Linked DNA regions of Homo sapiens: region 1 is linked to region 2. Evidence: read pairs that join two places in POLR2A ChIA-PET (ENCODE). Cell type or tissue: PC-9. All regions are shown on one strand. Links, peaks and the distances in the headings refer to the core of each region. The heading gives the core; the rest is flanking DNA. Region 1 overlaps MAML3 (mastermind like transcriptional coactivator 3). Region 2 overlaps NOCT (nocturnin).

Region 1 (2,918 bases), core at 95-2,594, 1.0 Mb after region 2:
TAACACCCAGTTCCTAAGGAATGTGCTCAGGAACAGCTGCTGACTGAGGATGATTTAGGGCAAAGGTGAAAAGAAATGCTCTGACATTCTCATTATCTGATTATTAAGGAGATTTTAAAAATACTTATTATTTTAAAAACTCATAAAAGAAATGCATAAAGAAATGGCTGAATGTCAAGAAAGGAATTACCACATCTAGGCCAGAAGATAGTCTGATATAGGTCAAATTTCATAAATTCATATTAGCATATTCCTCACTGAGAGGAGGCTGGGGTGAAAACTGACCTATATAATTTTAAGTGTGTCTACAAGAGCTAAAGACCAAGATAAGATATAGGAAAAAATTAAAGGATTTGTTAGTTTTGCAGAAATTGTCAGGGTTTCTATAGCATTATAATGGCAAAATCAAATATGCATCTTTTTCAAAAAGAACAGCAAAAGGCATCTAAAGCATTGGCAAAAATGTTTTTCTCCAACAAAATAATTATGATATATGAAAGTCAAAAGATCCCCAATTTTTGATATGATGTGATATATATGATAGAATATCTATTTTTATTTCAATTAATAAAGGTCTAGAAAAGTTTAGCTGGGGTTTGCAAGGACATCAAAACAAAGGAACAATAGAGCCATTAGAAGCTACAAGCCTAGGCTGGGCGCAGTGGCTCACGCCTGTAATCCCAGCACTTTGGGAGGCTGAGGCGGGTGGATCACCTGAAGTCAGGAGTTCGAGACAAGCCTGGTCAACACGGTGAAACCCAGTCTCTATTAAAAATACAAAAATTAGCCGAGTGTGGTGGCGGGTGCCTGTAATCCCAGCTACTCAGGAGGCTGAGGCAGGAGAATTGCTTGAACCCGGGAGGGGGAGGTTGCAGTGAGCTGAGATCGTGCCGTTGCACTCCAGCCTGGGCGACAGAGTAAGACTCTGTCTCAAAAAAAAAAAAAAAAAAAAGTCACAAGCCTGAAATCAAAGTCAGGCCTGTGAATCAAGATGGGCTAAGTTCTCTTAATTTAACCCCCAATATGCTTCCCCAATACAGCTCAGTAACACAGTTCTGAAAAACATTATAAGAATTTCTTTGAACAGGGCATTAGATCTTTGAACAGGGCATGTCTAGTCACAGCAAATGCATAGAATGCCATTTCAAAGACAGACACTAAATTAAAAGGAAAGTTAACAGTCTTGCTTATTTTACGGATTTCTCCTACAAAGAGTGTCAGATCCTTTATTAATGTTATAAAATAGTGTTTGAATAACCATTGCCTAAGTAAAATGTCACTATTATAAATGATATTCTGATGCCCTCAAATATTCTAGAATTCATTTAAATACAGGTATTGAATATTTTGTTATTCATATAAAAGTAAAATGTTTGACCTATTCCTAATTACGATATTAATATAACAATCAGCGTGACCACATATAATAGTGGAAATCTACATACATATGCCATTGGATTTCAGTCACAGGGCCCAGGTTCTAGCTGAAATTCAGCAGAGCATCATCTGCTAAGTTAAATAGGAAGGGAAAAGCAGCAACTGGAGCCCCAGAAATCTTTGTTTTCATTCCAAGTTACCATGAAGAAATATGATGGCTCAGGTTTTATACAGTCAGGAGTGACAAAAAGGCACGCACGTTTGATGTGGACTTCTACGTGGTCCCCACAAGCAGAATTGGATTGTCAAAGCTCTACTCATCTTCCCTTTATTTTTCCTGTTCCCTCAGCCACCAGCACCAAATCCTAGAGCCGTATTTCATTTTTCAGTGAACACCCTGGGAACAGTCATCGCTTTTTACAGGAATCGGACTCAAAAGAAAACACAGTCCCTAAGTAAGTTAAACAGTTCAGTGCACCAAGGAGATTTATCAGAGAGAGAGATCTGCCTAATGAAAGTAACCTCCTAACTACGATATGGGAGACTGCATTCACTGTCTAGTCAAAAAACATACTGCCTCTGATACAGGAGGAAGACAGCAATCTAGCACAGCTAAGATTGGCAGGAAACAAAATGCTGTTCTTAGAAGTTCTGGTATGAAAGAATTCTGAAGGATTTCTGTAATCAAAACAATGATCAAAGTTCACCATGATGCAAGAATTCCAGTACGTCAACTCAAGGCAAGTAACAAGACCAAGTTTGCATGCAGTTACTAAAATACAACCTTGGCCAGTAAAAATTTGTGCCAACCTAGACATAGTTTTCACCTATTTAATGAAAAATAAGAAAATATGATGTTCAGAATGGAAATGGTTTTCATGAGGAAGGCTGTTGCTTCTCTCAGAAGCGGTCACCTTAGTCCAAAGCTTGTTACTTAGACTTCATTTGGTGTTGGCAGAAATTACCACTAACTGGCAAAAGGAACTGAGAAGAGAATGACAATATGGTGCCTGTATATGCAACTGCCACAGAGCCCAGTGTTTTGACATTGTTACTGAAACAAACTCAACTATTTATGAGAGCTACATTGAATCAGACAGTTGGTGTGGCAGAAAAAAACATCTGTTTCTGAAGTCTTTTTGTCTAGAAAGTCACTAAGAAAGGAGGAGAATGTACAGCAATCCCCAACACAAATACCTCCAAAAAACCATAAATAGCATTGTCAAGTAGGAACAGATACCTCCCGCCCCCATTATAACAACACCCAGCAGACTTGGTTACTTAGGAGCCTCAGATGACGCATCACTGTGGACAGCAATCTCTCTTCTGGATAGTTCAAAGTTTCCCTCCTCACACACTGAAAAAGGTTTTTTTAAAAAATTATTTTGAGTAACATACCTTCAGACCCTTTTGCCTTCTTAAGCAGAGAACATGAACAAAATTAAACTTTTTTCTTGATCTCTGGATCATGAAAATCAGACAGTTTAACAGGCAGTGGTGAACTGTCTCCCACACCATCATGGTTCCAGGACCAGCAGCAC
Region 2 (2,918 bases), core at 259-2,758:
ATTGGGAAGATAAGTACAGTCCCTTTGGAGTTATCAGATTCCAGGTTGTTAGAATTAAAAGGTGACCCTAGGGATGATCTCGGTGTTTGGCTTTCTTTTCTCAAGGATAGCAGCCCCCCTAAGAAGTAGCAGTTGCCACAGTTACTGTACTGGATGAAACGCAGTTGGAAGTCATCTGTGGATTTATAAATGCTATCCTCCACATCCCTCCTCCTCAGAGAATGAAGAGCTGGCTGAACTACTGTTCTCTACCATTAGAACATTTGCTTTTTTTCATGGTACAATTTATAGGCAAATGCCACCAGCTCATTTGAGAAGGCAGCTTTATTTAATATGTCCTTTAACTATGTGAGTAAACTGCTTATGAGAGAGAAGAAACGGGAAAGCTTGTCATTATCAAGCTGCTATGGAATAAATTGCTTTCCTTGTGGGAAAACTAATGTATGATTTTTCTGTTAGCATTCAATGGCAACAGTTTAAACATGGTGAACTGGGGTTCTTTGGGGTTAATAACCATGGCTCCAGATTCACATTCCACACACTTAACATTTGTAAATCATTTAACCTTGCTTGCTGTCTCAACACTAGACTTTACCTAGAACAAATGAATAAGATCAATTGATAGCAATTTATCCACAAGCTTTATTGAATAGTACATGTAAAAGGTGACATGACTAATTGCAGTGGGAGTTGAGAAGAAAGAAATCAGTGTGGCTGAATTTGTCAAGAAATGCTTTGCTTCTAATAGGTGAAAAAGGAGGGTGTTTTGGAAGGGGACAGTTTGCGGGGTGGTGGGGGCAGGCAGAGAAGACCACACACACAATGCCTGGAAGAAGGTGGCGCTCGCATGCAGGAGCTGTGGCAAGCATCTTAGGAAAAGGGGTAGAGGCAGAATCATTTGGGACAGTTGTTAAAATGCAGATTTCTGGCCTTTCAGCCCTCTGCTTGATCAGTTTCCTGTGGAGAAGCCCGGTGGAGTGCATATTTAACAAGTGCCTCAGGGGATTCTTCCAAAAAGATTAGGGAGTATTTATGAGCTCTGCCCCTCCTTTCCCCAAAGGTACTTATTCCTGGAAAGCTTGAGAAGCTCTGGAGAGGATTCTGGAAGAGCCTTAAGACCTTTGGTCTGGCCGGGCACAGTGGTTCACGCCTGTAATCCCAGCACTTTGGGAGGCCGAGGTGCGGATCACTTGAACTGAGGCATTCAAGACCAGCCTGGGCAACATGGTGAAACCCTGTCTCTACTTACATTAGAAAAAAAATAGCCAAGTGTGGTGGTGCACACCTGTACATCCCAGCTGCTTCGGAAACTGAGGCAGGAGAATCACTTGAACCCAGGAGGCGGAGGTATCAGTGAGCCGAGATTGCGCCATTGCACTCCAGCCTGGGCGACAGTAGGAGCAATACTCTGTCTCAAAAAAAAAAAAAAAAAAAGGATCTTTGAGCTTGGGGCCTAAGGCAGTTCAAGAGACCCCTGAGAAAGAACATTGACCCCCGAAAAAAGCAGCTTTAAAAAATTGTATATTTTGTCGAGACGGGTTTTGCCGTGTTGCCCAGGCTGGTCTCGAAATCCTGGGCTCAAGCAATCCTCCCGCCTCAGCCATCCAAAAGTGCTGAGATTACAGGCATGAGCCATCACGCCCCGCCAAAAGCAGCTTTTAAGAAAGGGAAGAAATTCCAGGGCCGGGCACAGTGGCTCAAGCCTGTAATCCCAGCACTTTGGGAGGCCAAGGCAGGCGGATCACCTGAGGTCGGGAGTTCGAGACCAGCCTGACCAACATGGAGAAACCCCATTTCTACTAAAAATACAAAATGAGCTGGGCGTGGTGGCACGCACCTGTAATCCCAGCTACTCTCAAAGAAAAAAAAAAGGGAAGAAATTTGCATATTAATGAAAGTTCAGTGAGAGGAAACTTGAGACTGAGGTTGTAATGGGAGTGTATCCATGTAGTCACTCTAAGTCACAACTTAGAGTAAAATGAGGTTTCTATGATGTTTACTAAAAGAAAAGTGAGGTAATTGTGTTCTGGCTTCTTGGAGTTAGGAAGGGAGATACAGCGTCTGTATTTGCTGTCAGGAGTCACTGGTGACTAATTACAGTTTTTCTGGTTTTTTTTTTTTTTAGACAGTTTTGCTCTTGTTGCCCAGGCTGGAGTGCAGTGGCGCAATCTTGGCTCACTGCAACCTGTGCCTCCCGGGTTCAAGCAATTCTCCTGCCTCAGCCTCCCAAGTAGCTGGGACTACAGGCATGCGCCACCATGCCCGGCTAATTTTTTTGTATTTAGTAGAGACAGGGTTTCACCATGTTGGTCAGGCTCCTCTCGAACTCCTGACCTCAGGTGATACACCCGCCTTGGCCTCCCAGAGTGCTGGGATTACAGGTGTGAGCCACCACGCCCGGCCACTAATTAGAGTTTATAGGGCTTTGATAGCCACTTAAGTGGTGGTTATACTTCAGTAGATAATTAGAAATTTGAAGGACAGTGTGCCTGGGCGTTTAGCCTCATAGTAAACCTGTTTGGACTTCCACGGAAAGCAGCTAAGATACTTTTTATTTATTGTTATTCTTAGAATGGGAGAAAATCAGCCTTCCCACGGAGGGAGTGAGACCTCAAGTGAAAACCTTAGCTGTCCTCTGTATCTATGTGGCCTCAAAGCAACACTTGAATCATATATTAATACTTAGCAAGAATTCAGTGTCAGGTATGTGGGCAACAGTGCCCAGGGGAAAGAAGGCTAAACAAAATTGGTACCATCCAATTTGAATGTCCTTATAACAATTTTTTTCTCCTTCCAGTATATAAAAAAATGCGTGGGTCCCATTCAGATCTTCTGGATTTTAATATCTCCAAGTGGGGCCTGAGCATCTGCTGATTCTGACATAGGCTCCGGGTAGACAACAGCCACATATTGACAAC

The links. ChIA-PET counts read pairs that join two places held together with the same protein. Peaks named below come from ENCODE experiments on the same cell type or tissue, not always from the same donor. Only the 100,000 strongest peaks of a DNase experiment are listed, where the experiment ranks them.
Region 1: POLR2A ChIA-PET joins it to region 2 with 10 read pairs; 2 of 35 experiments call an interaction of 5 or more read pairs at or near these places.

Annotation. Positions count from the first base shown.
Region 1 is chr4:140,059,434-140,062,351 of GRCh38, forward strand. All of the region lies in intron 1 of MAML3 (mastermind like transcriptional coactivator 3), which reads right to left. The region is part of intron 1 of LOC124900783 (a long non-coding RNA gene); the gene reads left to right. Among named protein-coding and RNA genes, the nearest start is that of MAML3-AS1, 67 kb to the right of the region's middle. In PC-9, for the core only: no CTCF peak of the experiment used is centred there; no DNase peak of the experiment used is centred there; H3K27ac peaks cover 1,237 bases.
Region 2 is chr4:139,019,656-139,022,573 of GRCh38, forward strand. All of the region lies in intron 1 of NOCT (nocturnin), which reads left to right. Among named protein-coding and RNA genes, the nearest start is that of NOCT, 5.3 kb to the left of the region's middle. In PC-9, for the core only: no CTCF peak of the experiment used is centred there; no DNase peak of the experiment used is centred there.